Linked DNA regions of Homo sapiens: all the other regions are linked to region 4. A link is a contact called in ENCODE Hi-C or POLR2A ChIA-PET data. All regions are on one chromosome and are shown on one strand. The core of a region is the stretch at or near the end of the contact, and the rest is flanking DNA. Distances in the headings are between cores, read along the strand shown. Region 1 holds the start of CEP76 (centrosomal protein 76). Region 2 holds the start of PTPN2 (protein tyrosine phosphatase non-receptor type 2). Region 3 holds the start of AFG3L2 (AFG3 like matrix AAA peptidase subunit 2). Region 4 holds the start of VAPA (VAMP associated protein A).

The links. A loop is a pair of places that touch in the nucleus more often than their neighbours do. ChIA-PET counts read pairs that join two places held with the same protein, here RNA polymerase II (POLR2A). Pooled maps may share reads with other maps.
Region 1: a loop to region 4 is called in a map of CD8-positive, alpha-beta T cell, with 10 times the contacts of the local background. The contact joins the promoter of CEP76 here to the promoter of VAPA in region 4. A Hi-C loop is called at or near these places in 3 of 168 maps with a recorded cell type or tissue (CD8-positive, alpha-beta T cell and naive thymus-derived CD4-positive, alpha-beta T cell) and 8 of 50 pooled maps.
Region 2: a loop to region 4 is called in a map of CD8-positive, alpha-beta T cell, with 9 times the contacts of the local background. The contact joins the promoter of PTPN2 here to the promoter of VAPA in region 4. A Hi-C loop is called at or near these places in 3 of 168 maps with a recorded cell type or tissue (CD4-positive, alpha-beta T cell, CD4-positive, alpha-beta memory T cell and CD8-positive, alpha-beta T cell) and 11 of 50 pooled maps.
Region 3: a loop to region 4 is called in a map of CD8-positive, alpha-beta T cell, with 22 times the contacts of the local background. The contact joins the promoter of AFG3L2 here to the promoter of VAPA in region 4. A Hi-C loop is called at or near these places in 6 of 168 maps with a recorded cell type or tissue (B cell, CD4-positive, alpha-beta T cell, CD4-positive, alpha-beta memory T cell and 2 more), 1 of 37 single-sample maps with no recorded cell type and 13 of 50 pooled maps. POLR2A ChIA-PET finds 5 or more read pairs at or near these places in 3 of 52 experiments (CD4-positive, alpha-beta T cell, CD8-positive, alpha-beta T cell and naive thymus-derived CD4-positive, alpha-beta T cell).

What each region holds. Positions count from the first base shown.
Region 1 is chr18:12,701,242-12,704,178 of GRCh38, reverse strand. CEP76 (centrosomal protein 76) reads left to right here and starts at 1,456. Exons shown (of 12, transcript NM_024899.4): 1 at 1,456-1,693. The coding sequence starts at 1,631. PSMG2 (proteasome assembly chaperone 2) reads right to left here and starts at 1,137. Exons shown (of 7, transcript NM_020232.5): 1 at 1,015-1,137. The coding sequence starts at 1,071. RefSeq lists enhancers at 1,769-1,818, 1,829-2,128, 1,414-2,311.
Region 2 is chr18:12,882,561-12,885,539 of GRCh38, reverse strand. It overlaps PTPN2 (protein tyrosine phosphatase non-receptor type 2), which reads left to right and starts at 1,303. Exons shown (of 9, transcript NM_002828.4): 1 at 1,303-1,467. The coding sequence starts at 1,399. RefSeq lists silencers at 1,091-1,380, 1,761-2,100.
Region 3 is chr18:12,375,687-12,378,594 of GRCh38, reverse strand. AFG3L2 (AFG3 like matrix AAA peptidase subunit 2) reads left to right here and starts at 1,368. Exons shown (of 17, transcript NM_006796.3): 1 at 1,368-1,626. The coding sequence starts at 1,513. RefSeq lists enhancers at 70-599, 600-1,131 and a silencer at 904-1,803.
Region 4 is chr18:9,912,288-9,915,268 of GRCh38, reverse strand. VAPA (VAMP associated protein A) reads right to left here and starts at 1,253. Exons shown (of 6, transcript NM_194434.3): 1 at 934-1,253. The coding sequence starts at 1,012. It overlaps LOC124904245 (a long non-coding RNA gene), which reads left to right and starts at 1,321. Exons shown (of 2, transcript XR_007066284.1): 1 at 1,321-1,557; 2 at 1,936-2,336. RefSeq lists an enhancer at 134-751 and silencers at 269-1,058, 1,269-1,318.

The sequences.
Region 1 (2,937 bases), core at 207-2,706, 2.8 Mb before region 4:
CCATCATTAACATGTCGCTAAATCCAAACATACACTTTCTTCACCTTACACATCTCTGGGCTACTTTTGACATGGCCACTCCCTCCTTTTTGAAACACTCTTCTCTGGGGCTGTGTGTTTTATATGTAATGAATAAGGATGACACTTCCAGCTCTCTCCAGCCTTATACCACTCCAAACAGTGCATTTTCCAATGGTGCCTTCTGGGTTCACAGGGCCTACAGCCTATTCTCTCTCAATGTGTCATTCCAAATTCTTGGCAGTCTTCAAGTCCCCCTGCTTACTGACTCTGTTTTAGACATCCATCTTTCTGAAACGCCTACTTTCCCCTACTCCCAGCCCACGGGCCCTCCATCTTTTGCATACTACTTTCTCTATAAAGCCTTTCTTAACAAGCCATCTGTCCCTCCCCTCCCAATTATCTCAGGACCTTTCTATACCCTTTCAAGCTTCTAGCCTAGCATTTATTGCTCTTAGATTACATGTTTCCAACTACAGTGTAAATTCTTTGAGGGCACGCACCTAGTCTTATTCTAATACTCGCACATAACAGACTTTATTAAAACAATGAATGAATATAAAGAGCGATAAAACTGCGCTAACTACCGGCAAGAGTTAATGTTTATTGCCCTATCAGTAGTTCTCCGGTTAACAACGATAATATGCTAGCTTAAGACTAATTCTAAAACTAGTCGTAGAAAGACTTTCTAGGATAAAACTGAAGGATGCCCTGCAAAACATAAGTACAGTGTATCTAGAACGTACGAACACATCACGTTTTACAGGAAACAGAGACTACAAATTGTAGACTTGACTACGTTTGGTTTTACAGCCGACAAAGGTTCTGTTTGGACGGCTGCCTCCGGCTACAACCTCCCTGTTTTTTCCGGCCGAAAACATGAAATAGAAACTAGTGCCCTATTTCTCCCAAGGCACCGCCAAACACCCCGCGTCGGGGTGGCGACACCGCAGGGGCCTCGGGAGGCGGCAGCCCCGAGCGCAAATGGAGACTCACCATTAGGAGGGTGAAGCCGGCAAGGTCGGGGGCCGACTCCCCGCAGGGAACGAACATGGTCGCAGTGGGGTGGCCAGCAGGGACTAACCGCGGCCCTGGCAAGAACGAGGGCAGCAAGAAGGCGGAAGCCCGAGACCCCGGAGCCTCGCGGGGCGCGGGAGGGTCCTTTGAGTCCCTGGGCGCCGGGCCCTTGAGGCCCGTCCAGCTAACTGCCGGTTCAGAGGGCGGAAAGAGGCCGCCGGGTGGCCGCGAAGAGGGGCCAGCAGCGCTTTCGGAGACCCTGGCAAGCAAGGCGATGGGGTGCGCTGAGGTCTCGGGGTGCGGGGCCCGCGGGGAGGTGGAGCGGCGGGCGGAAACGATCAGGCAGCGTGCGGGCCAGCCCCAAGCCCTGTTTGTCCGCCACTGTTTGAAAACAGTTGGCGCCGCCGCCGCCGGGGCCTCATTTCCAGGTCAGCCCCCGGCCTGACGCGGCGTTGCGTCCCCCGGGAGCTGCGCTAGGCGAACGGCTGCGGCGCTTTGTGCTCCAGTCGCTCCTAACGCTCCCTGGCCCGGCCGGGGCCGCGCAGTTAGGGCATCTGAGGCGGGGAGAAGCGGCGGGGAGACGCCGGCTGCCAGCATGTCGCTGCCTCCGGAGAAAGCCTCCGAGCTGAAGCAGCTCATCCACCAGCAGCTGAGCAAGGTGAGAGTCGCGGGTGCTGGGAGAGACCGCCGGGCCGACCCATAACCTTTCCCTCCTGCCCGGCGGCCCCGGGCCGACAGCGGCATCTGCTTGCCGGGACTGTAGCGAGGATTGTGGGGTGCGCAACGCAGAGTAGGCAGAGCTTTGAGTTTGAGGCAGGAGAGCGTCCTCGTCTCCGAGAAAGAAAACGAGCCGAGCAGGTGCTAGCAAGAGTCTGGGGCGATAGAACGAGCGGTCTTGGCGTTTTAGGACGGCCGTGAGAATGAAGCGCTTAGCGAGCGACTTCTGGAAGTCGGATCGAGTGTAAGTTGTATTTGGAGGTTTATATTCTGCTGTAAGATATCAGGTTTTTTTTCTTTCTTGAGACGGAGTCTCTCTGTTGCCCAGGCTGGAGTGCAGTGGCACGATCTCGGCTCACTGCAACCTCCGCCTCCCAGGTTTAAGCGATTCTCCGCCTCAGCCTCCCGAGTAGCTGGGATTACAGGCGCGCGCCACCACGCTCGGCTAATTTTTGTATTTTTAGTAGAGACGGTTTCACCATGTTGGTGTGGCTGGTCCCGAACTCCTGACTTCGTGATCCGGCCGCCTCGGCCTCCTAAAGTGCTGGGATTACAGGCGTGAGCCTCCGCGCCCGGCAGATATCAGGGTTTCTTTACCGCTGAAACATGTGGGTATCAGCGAAGTTGAACCAGGAGCTTCAATCAGCAATTCTCAAATAAGTCATGGAAGAGAAGTTACTAAAGGGTTTGTAATGACGGAATTTGTTAATATTTCGGAGCTCCAGAAGAACCTCCAGTTTCTGCAGCGCTCGCTCGACTGAGTGCAAGATGCTGAAGTGATAAAAGCGACCATTTATGGTGCCCTTGTGTGCCAGGCTTTGTGCTGTCTAGTATCTTTAATCCTCACAACACTATCGTGAGAGGGCACTACACTAGGTTTTTCCATTCTTATCGGTGACGAAACAGATTTATAAAGGGTAAATAAGTTGGCTTGAGGTTACACATCTACTAAGTTGAAAGCTGGTAAGATTCCCTTATCATTAGGCAGATCAAAGTATGAAAGTAATAAGATCATACTTTGATCTGCCTACTCCCAGTCCGTGTTCTTCTGATTATACTATACTCCCTCTCAGAAGATTCCTTTTGGTTGAGTGTTGTTTGTGGAGAAATGGTAACAAAGGTGCCAGATAACCAGTGGAGACTATTTCTAGAATTTGTACTCAAAAGATTCATTCTTTAAAAGCT
Region 2 (2,979 bases), core at 54-2,553, 3.0 Mb before region 4:
TCCTCCTTTGTAGAACACAGTATTTTTTGGTTGGAAAGCAATCTGATGAGCAGACTAATGCGAACATTCACAGGATATTCTGGGAGATACCATGCCTTTAATCAAAATAATCAGATTCAATGACAGAATTTCAGAACCAAGGACCATTAGACATTGTGGGGTCTTTCGGGGGAAGCTTTCCTGTATCTCTAAATCATACTATGTAAGTAGAAAGCTTGCTGACTGCTTTTTTGTTAATACGATTTCTTCTAGCTTCCGTAGCCAACTTTTTTTTTTTTTTTTCTGGCTAGGGTTTTCATTATTTTATGTGATTAAGGACACTTTTCTGCCCCAAGTATTGTAATCCTCTCGGCCGGCTCTGTCCAAAAGAACTGTCTTCGATGATAGAAACGTTCTACATATGTACTTTGCCACATAGCAGCCACTAGCCATACATGGTTATGGCACACCTGAAATGTGGCTGGTGCCACTGAGGAATTAAGTTAATATTTAAAATTTAAATCCCAATACTGGACAGCACGGCTAAACCTTTCCTAACCCTTCACGTTTCTTATGAAGATTATATAGCAGGATATTACAAGCACTAAAAAAGAACTATCTTAAATCTGAAGCAAGATGATTTCCCTAACTAGTACGTTTGTTTGGTAAAAGAGGACGTGCTATTTTTTACAGTTAAATCTAATTCGTAAGTTGTAGAACGTTTTCTTAACAAGGTATCCCTCTCCCAAATTCCGGGAGAGGCTGGCTGCCTTTCCTTTTGCTCCAGCGGTTTATTTGGCATAAAATCTGCAGGCTTACAGGAGCTGACACCAGGGCAGAAAAGAATGAGGAATTTGTTTCCAAGTTGGTCACAGGCCGCTAATCTGACCTAGATGATGTTTAAAATAATATTCAAATACAGCACTTTAAAAAACTATGAAGGCTGAGAAGAAAACGAGAAATGGGAAGCAAGAAGGAAGGCGGAGCGTGCCGGCGACTTCTCAGGGGACTTCCTCAGGGAGTCCCATTCCAGTAACCCCGCGCTACCCACGGACCACCGCCTCTCTCTTGTCGGAAGACGCAAGCCCAAGGGGCGGCTCACCTCGTGCCGCGCGCAGGGACCACGGCCGCCGGGTGGTCCCCTGGCCCCGCCCCCTCCCACCTGGGCACCCCGAGCCCCGCCCCCCGAGCGCCCCGCCCCGCCCCGCCGCCGACTTCGCGCCGCGCTCGGGCGCCGAGTCTGCGCGCTGACGTCCGACGCTCCAGGTACTTTCCCCACGGCCGACAGGGCTTGGCGTGGGGGCGGGGCGCGGCGCGCAGCGCGCATGCGCCGCAGCGCCAGCGCTCTCCCCGGATCGTGCGGGGCCTGAGCCTCTCCGCCGGCGCAGGCTCTGCTCGCGCCAGCTCGCTCCCGCAGCCATGCCCACCACCATCGAGCGGGAGTTCGAAGAGTTGGATACTCAGCGTCGCTGGCAGCCGCTGTACTTGGTGAGTCGCGGACCCACGCGGCAGTCGCCGACCTCCTCCGAGACCCGGACTCGTGCCCTGTCCGCAGGGTCCCTCCCGCCTCCCCCGCCTCTCGCCTCTAGCCTCTCGCTCGGGGCGGAAGTGGCGGCGCGGTCCGCGTCAGGGGCGCGCCTGCGCTGACCGCTCTCTTGCTCCTTTTGGTTTAAAAAAAAAAAAAAAAAAAGCATACTTGAGCTGAGCAGCTCATGGTTAGCGCAAGCGCAGTTAGTTCTGGAGGGCGGTGCCACAGCGGCTTCTTGGGGAGCGCGTGGATGCGCCACCAGCGTTGCGCGGCCCGGGTCTGGGGGTCCTTGGGAAAGCCGTGGGGGCGCTCGGGCGCGCGCCCCCGGGCCGCAGCTTCGCCGTAGCTCCCACGCCGCTGTGCTTGGTTCTTGCTCGCGGACAGCTCTTTCTCTGGCCGGGTGTTTTGTGGCCGGGTGGGCAGCTGGCGTCCCCGGGAGCGGTGAGGGCGGGGGCGGGCGAGCCGGGCCGCGGCGTCCGGGTCCAGCTGGCGCCCGCGCAGGACCTGTGGGAGCAGGCCGCTCTGGGCGCCGGGCCGGCCGCCGCAGCCCTCTGCGAGGCGAAGCTCGCTCTCCTGGCGGAGCCGCGGTGGTTGGGGGTGGCTCGTGGCCTCTGGCGAGGGCAGCGCTCTCGGGACCCTCCGTCTTCATTTTCCCCCGTGGCCCAGCAGCGCCCAGCGTGGGTTCGGCCCCCATAGAACCTTCCCGGAACGAAAGAGGCTTTGCTTGTGTTCGTCCAGTGATAGCGTGTCATTCTCTTTATAGTTTTCCTTACTGAGGTATACTTTCCCTACAGTGAAACGCAGCTTTCATGTGTGCTCCCAGACGGGTGTCACAAATGAATCCCCTCTTGCAAGCCCCCTCAAATCAAAATAGCCTTTCCTTGCCCTGAGAAAGTGCCCTCATCCCCTCCCCGGGGGCACGGTGTTCCGATGCCTATCGCCCTAATCGTGCCTGTTCAGCTCACATAGATGCAATATGTAGTATAAACACCTGTGATTCGCTTTTTTTATGTCAACTAGACTACCTTTTAATTCAAACAAAACTTTATCTCTTTTAAAATGATGTAACTGCTTTCCCCTTCGTTTAATCCTTGTCGTATTATTCCCAAGATTGAATTTGGTGACGGTTAAGTTAATGCTGCTTCTGATGTTTGGTTCTCTCTGTGTAAAGTAAAAGACGGGCTTTCCTGTAAATGGATGATCCTGGGTTTTTCCCCTTTCCATTTAATTAGATGGCAGTGAAAAATGTGTTCAGAAAGTAACGTTTTCTTCTTGAACACATTAGTGGGAAGTATAAATATTCTGATTCCCATGATACAGAGTATGTTAGAATAGGGATCTAAGTTTTAAAGAATGCTGGTAAGGACTCTTCCAATTATAGACAATCTGAAACGCAAATTCTGGTAGGAATCTTCATGTGAGAGAGCCTGCCAGCTGCATCTTCTCCAGTTACATTTGTTTTAGCAGAGGCT
Region 3 (2,908 bases), core at 119-2,618, 2.5 Mb before region 4:
TAATAATAATAATAATAATAATTCTCTTGGCCAGATGTGGGTGGCTCACATCTGTAATCCCAGCACTTTGGGAGGCTGAGTCAGGAGGATTGCTTAAAGCCAGGAGTTTGAGACTAGCCTGGGCAACAAAGTGAGACTTCAACTCTACACAAAATAAAAAAAGTCGAGTGTGGTCGAGCGTGTGTGGTCCCAGCTACTTGGGAGGCTGAGGCAGGAGGATCCCTTGAGCCCAGGAGTTAGAGGCTGCAGTGAGCTACGATTGCACCATGGCATTCCAGCCTAAGTGACAGACTGAGACCCTGTCTCTGGAAAAGAAACCCGATCCTCTTCATCCTTAGTGATATTCTTTTCCCTGCAATTAATTTTCTTTGGAATTTCCTTGCCCTAAAATCTATTTGTCTACTCAGTTTTCTTTTGTGTGAGCATGGTATGATGGTGTATCTGGTATATCTTTTTGTTATTGTTTTACTGCCACTGGGGTAATCACAGGACTCACCTGGTTTTGTCTCCTGTCTCTCAAGGATTACTGTCCTTTGCCTGAGGTCCAGCGTCGCCAGCCTGGGCGACAGAGCGAGAGCCCGTCTCAGAAAAACCCCCAAGTCCCCCACCTCAGTTCAAAGACCTCTCCTTTTTCCTCCGCTGTCACGGTACAGGAAACAATGTGTAGTTTCCACTACCTGGAAGACTCGACTTGCTCTCCGAGAACCAGTTCCCCGACAGGGTTCCTAGAGCGCAGGCTGCACGGCACAGCCCCAACATTCCCTGCTGCTTGTGAATCTTCGCATCGCCCTCCCAGGGGTCAGGAATGTGTGCTTCGGTGTCTCCAGAGCCTAGCACCACCCCATGACTCAGCTGGCGCTCGGAGGGTCCTTCCATCTGCCGCCGCTGGGGCCTTCGCTACTTCCCCCTCGCTCCTACTGGCTGGCCCACCCGGCTGCCCAGGCTCGGAAGCCCAGGATCCCAGTCACGCGTCTCCCCTTAGTCCCCGCCTCCAGCCACGCCCCCCACACCCCTCCGTCGGCCCCGCCTCCAGCTCCTGCTCGCTCTCCTAGTCCTTCCTCGGCCCCACCTCCAGCCACGCCCCCCACGTGCGCCATCAGCCCCGCCCCCAGCTCTCGCTCGCCCTCCCGAGTCCTCCCTCGGCCCGGTCCCCGCCTCTAGCTCCCCCTTGCCCTCCAGGGTCCTTCTCGGCCCCGCCTCCTGCCGCGCCCCCAACGCTGCTCCGTCGGCCCCCGCCTCCGGTCCCGCCCCCATGCTCCTCCCATTTGGTCCTGTCTTCTGCACTGGCGGAGGTCGCGGCGGGCCTCGGAGAGGAGACGCCGACGTCAGCGCGCCGGGGCGGGGCTGGCGGCAGGAGACGCCGCGTTGAGAGCTTGGGCTCCTCCGTGAGCCGCCGGCGCGCTTCGCTGCCTGGCGGCCTTTCCCCGAGCCGAGCCCGCTTCCCGAGGCCGCCAGTCGTCGCCTGCCCGCGCCTGCGCAGCGTCCCGGGCCGAGAGGGCCACGGCGGCGGCCATGGCGCACCGCTGTTTGCGGCTGTGGGGCCGGGGCGGCTGCTGGCCCCGCGGCCTACAGCAGCTCCTCGTGCCTGGCGGCGTGGGCCCGGGCGAGCAGCCCTGCCTCCGGACGGTGAGTCCTACCTGGGCGCCCGGCGCCCTCCACCCTGCCTCGGGCCCACTTCCGGCTCGGGAGAGCGGACGTCAAGGTCACTGGCCCCCGCCCTCCGGCCGCACGCGGGCCGTCCCTGCCGAGGGCCTGGGCGCCCTGCGCTGTCTCTCAGCCGGCCCCGGGAGCGCCGATTCGCGCTCAGCCCTGCCTGTGGGATTCAAGTTTTGAAAACGCGCAGCTTCAGTAGAGCCGGGTTTTCGCGCTTCACCGGGGCGGTTGAAGCCTCGAAGGTCATGTTGGCTTGGTGGCCGTCCTTGTCCCCGCTTTCGTGTCCCCGGAGCACGGAACGAAGGCGTCTGTAATTTTGAGTCAGCAGCACGAGCACGATGTAGTCGCAAGGACGGGTTTTGGAGTCGGGCTGCCTAACCTCTCCGAGTCTCCGTGTTCCCGTCTGTTGAATGGGGCCATTGCGGGCATTCCAGGACTGGCAGTATTAGCTATTATTATTAAGAATGTCACCTTTTCATAGCAGGGACTCTGTGTTCGTTGCATATCAGGGCCTGCTCTCAGCAGGAGGCTCTTTCTCTGTTGGTAGCCATCCCTCTAGATACACACACGGGACCTGATACGTGTTTCTGACATAATGATAGAGTGTTGACAGAACCATGGCCGTGATCAGTCTCAATGAAAGGTTCACGTGTCGAATAGTCGCTCTCACTGTTTAAGTGACACGGTTCCTCAGCCTTGCACTGGTGTACGGGTGGTGGTTGAGGTCCCCGGGTCGGCCACGGGAACCTGGCTTGGCCTCCTGCTATCCCAGCGCCCTTGTAGTCAGCTCAACGTCTTCACTGTAAGGGGAGATAGGCTAGTGCCGGGGCTCACGCCTGCGATCCCAGCACTTAGGGAGGCCGAGGCGGGAGAATCGCTTGACTCCAGGAGTTGGAAACCAGCTTGGGTAGGGTAGCAGACCCTCCGATCTACGATTTTTATTTTTATTTTTATTTTTTAAGAGACGGGGTTTTGCTTCTTCGCCCAGGCCGGAGTGCAGCGGCGCAAACACAGCTCACTGCAGCCCCAAACTCAAGCGATCCTCCCGCCTCAGCCTCCGGAGTATCTGGGACTACAGCACCGTGGTTGATTTTTAAAAAGTTTCTGGAGAGGCCAGGCGCGGTAGCTCACGGCTGTAATCCCAGCAGGCGGGTGGATCACGAGGTCAGAAAATCGAGATCATCCTGGCTAACACGGTGAAACCCCATCTCTACTAAAAATACAAAAAATTAGCCGGGCGTGGTGGCGGGCGCCT
Region 4 (2,981 bases), core at 4-2,503:
TTCTCAGGATCTGTCGGAAACCGCAAACGTAAAAGCAAAAAAGTCACACGCACTGAAGGTTTCTCAGCAGAGGAGCTCAACTAAAGGGCTAAATAAAAGCACGCGGGTGGCACACTGAAATGTCGTAGAAGGCAGGAAGCCCCGCTACTATGAACCTACAACTCTCCGTTTGCGGCTGACGCATCGCTCCTGCCCGCACGCACCTGGGTCCGTGCCAACAGCACCGGGCAGCCCTCGCCAGGCACCTCCAAGGACTCTCCACCTCCCCGGCGCGTCCTACACCTGACGGCCGAGTTCTAAACCTGGCGGAAAGGTGACAAGCGACGCCCTCCGCGGAACCCGAGGGCCGGCTGCAGCGAGCTCTCCCCGGGCCGGGGCAGGGGTCGGGGGGCGGCTCTCACTCCCAAGGGGTCCCGCGCCGTGCCCTAGCCTCCCCGCGCCGCTGACAGCCGGGAGCGGGCGACAGACGCAGCTTGCGCCACCTCCAGAGCCCACTCCCCGCCGCAGCCCAGAGCGCACGCCCTCGGGTGCCCAGCCGCCCACGCCCCGCCGAAGCACGCCGTCGGCCTCTGGGGCCAAGGACGCGGGCCCAGGCGGACCGCGGCGCGGGCGGGACCGGACGCCCAGGAGGCGCCCCCGCGGGACCGCAAGATGGCGGCGGCGGCGGCGCCAGGGCCGGGCTCCCCTCCGCCTCGCCCCGGCCGGCGCGCGCACCGCAGCGAGGGCGGGCGGGAGGGGATGAAGCGGGCCGGAGCAAGGGGCAGGCCGGCCGAGGTGGCGGCAAGAAAGCAGCCGGGAAAGGGAAGGCGCCGGGGCGTGGGGGAGGGGGCGCTCCCTCGGGCCAGGGCCGCGGACGTGCCCTCCGCGCCCCCCCGCCGACAGCCAGCGGTCCGCGCGCCCCACCCCACCCGGGGGTGTCCCCGTTCTGCCTACCTTTGAATTTGAGGTCTGTGGGCGGATCGAGGACCAGGATCTGCTCGTGCTTCGCCATGGCCCCTGAGGCGGACGCCATCGGAGAGACAGCGCAGAGCGGGGGCGCGCCCGCGGCGGCGGTTTGCTGACTGGGGGCGGGGGACGACGGCGGCGACGGCTCGGCCGAGCTCTAGGACGAGGCCAGGCTCGCGGCTCCCGAGCCCTAACGCCTGCCGCTGTGTCACCGGTTCGGTGGGCCACCCGCTGGGTCAGCAGCTCCGGGTCCCACAACTGACTCAACCCCACACCAGCCGCCACGGCCACGCGCACTTGCGAGCCTCGGCGACCCACGTGACGGCCTCTGCGTGCCTACGTGCGCGCCCCCGGCCGGGAGCTTCTAGCGCTTGTCCCGCCCTCCAGGCCGGCCTAGCGCGGCGCGGGGCTGCTGCGCCTGCGCGCTCGCGGCTTGCCGCGGCCCGGAGCGCAGCCCAGCTGTCAAGGGAACGGGTGTGGAAGGAGGCGGGGCAAAGGTCCGCGGGACCGACGCGATGCGCAGCGCAGGGCTGGAAGCGCAGTCCTCTGTCACCTTGAGCTCCGAGTACGGAACTAGAGAAACTGCTCTGGCAGCGCATCACACTCTTCCAAGTGGGAATGCCCAGTGGAAGGGACAAGTAGTAGTAGGGAAGCGCCCACTCACTACAACTCCCGGCATGCCCCCTGCGGGGCGGGGCCTTCGCCGAGGGCCTGGCCCTTTGCGGCCCTGCGCGGTGCTTGCTGGGAACTGTAGTAACGGCTGTTTGAGGGTGGAAAGGAGAGCTAGGTCTGTTGGAGGCAATGGGGTGGGGTTCGCGGACGCTAATTTTGGCTCTCAGAGCGCGTCTAGTTTGCGCTAAAAAAGAAAAAACTTGAAGACTGAAACGAGGCCCCAATGTTAGAAATATATTAATAAAATCTGCCCTGTGGAGAACAGGCGTGGGGGGATGTGTCCGTTTGCTCTAATTCTATCCAGTCCTCTGTTGGCAGGGCTGCATTCCCCGTGGTATCCAATTCAGCCTCTCCTGCTTCCTGAGTTCTCTCCAGTGATGCAAAATCAGATAAGGAAACACACCTCGTCTAGGAAGCAAGGGGAAATATGACAAAGCACACAGAAACTAGAAATAAAAGTCAAAAATCTACACCATCGAACCCAAATAATCTTCTTCAGTTTTAATGATGGACCCAAACCAAAACAGTTCTCACGTTCACATGTTAGAAACTAACTCCATCTGCATCACTTACGATAGGCTGTAGTAAACTGAACCAAATAAGAAAAATCCCAGCAGCAAACTTGCTGACAAAACTTTAGCCGATTGCCAGGGTAGTCCGGTACAGGAACGTCAAATGAAACCAATGTGCTGTAAATAAACCTTTATTGTATTTTGTGATACGGTTTGAATTTAAATCCCTAGGTAGCGCCACGAAACAAAAGACATATTGATGCTACTGCCATGGAGCAGCACAGTTTGTCTAGAAAATAAACGAGACGAAACAGCAGTCTAGAAGTAGGCACCAAATCCAAGTTTTCATGTGCGATCCAGGTATTAGGGTCCATCCAGGAACAGCCTGCTGGAATTGCTAGCCTGGCATTCACAGAAGATTGTGCCACCCACGAGGAATGTGTTTTCAGCCCTGAAATTCCTGGGAGTGAGAGGTGAAGCCAGCTGGATTTCTGGGTTGGGTGGGGACTTGGAGAACTTTTCTTACAAGAGGATTGTAAAATGCACCAATCAGCACTCTGTAGCTAGCTAGAGTTTTGTAAAATGCACCAATCAGTGCTCTGTAAAAACGCACCTATCAGCACTCTGTAGGTAGCTAGAGGTTTGTAAAATGGACCAATCAGCACTCTGTAAAATGGACCAATCAGCAGGGCATGGGCAGGGACAAATAAGCCAATAAAAACTGGCCACCCCAGCCTGCAGGGGCAGCCTGCTTGGGTCCTTTTCCACATTGTGGAAGCTTTGTTCTTTTGCTCTTCACAATAAATCTTGCTGCTGCTCAGTCTTTGGGTTTGTGCCATCATTTCTTTCTTT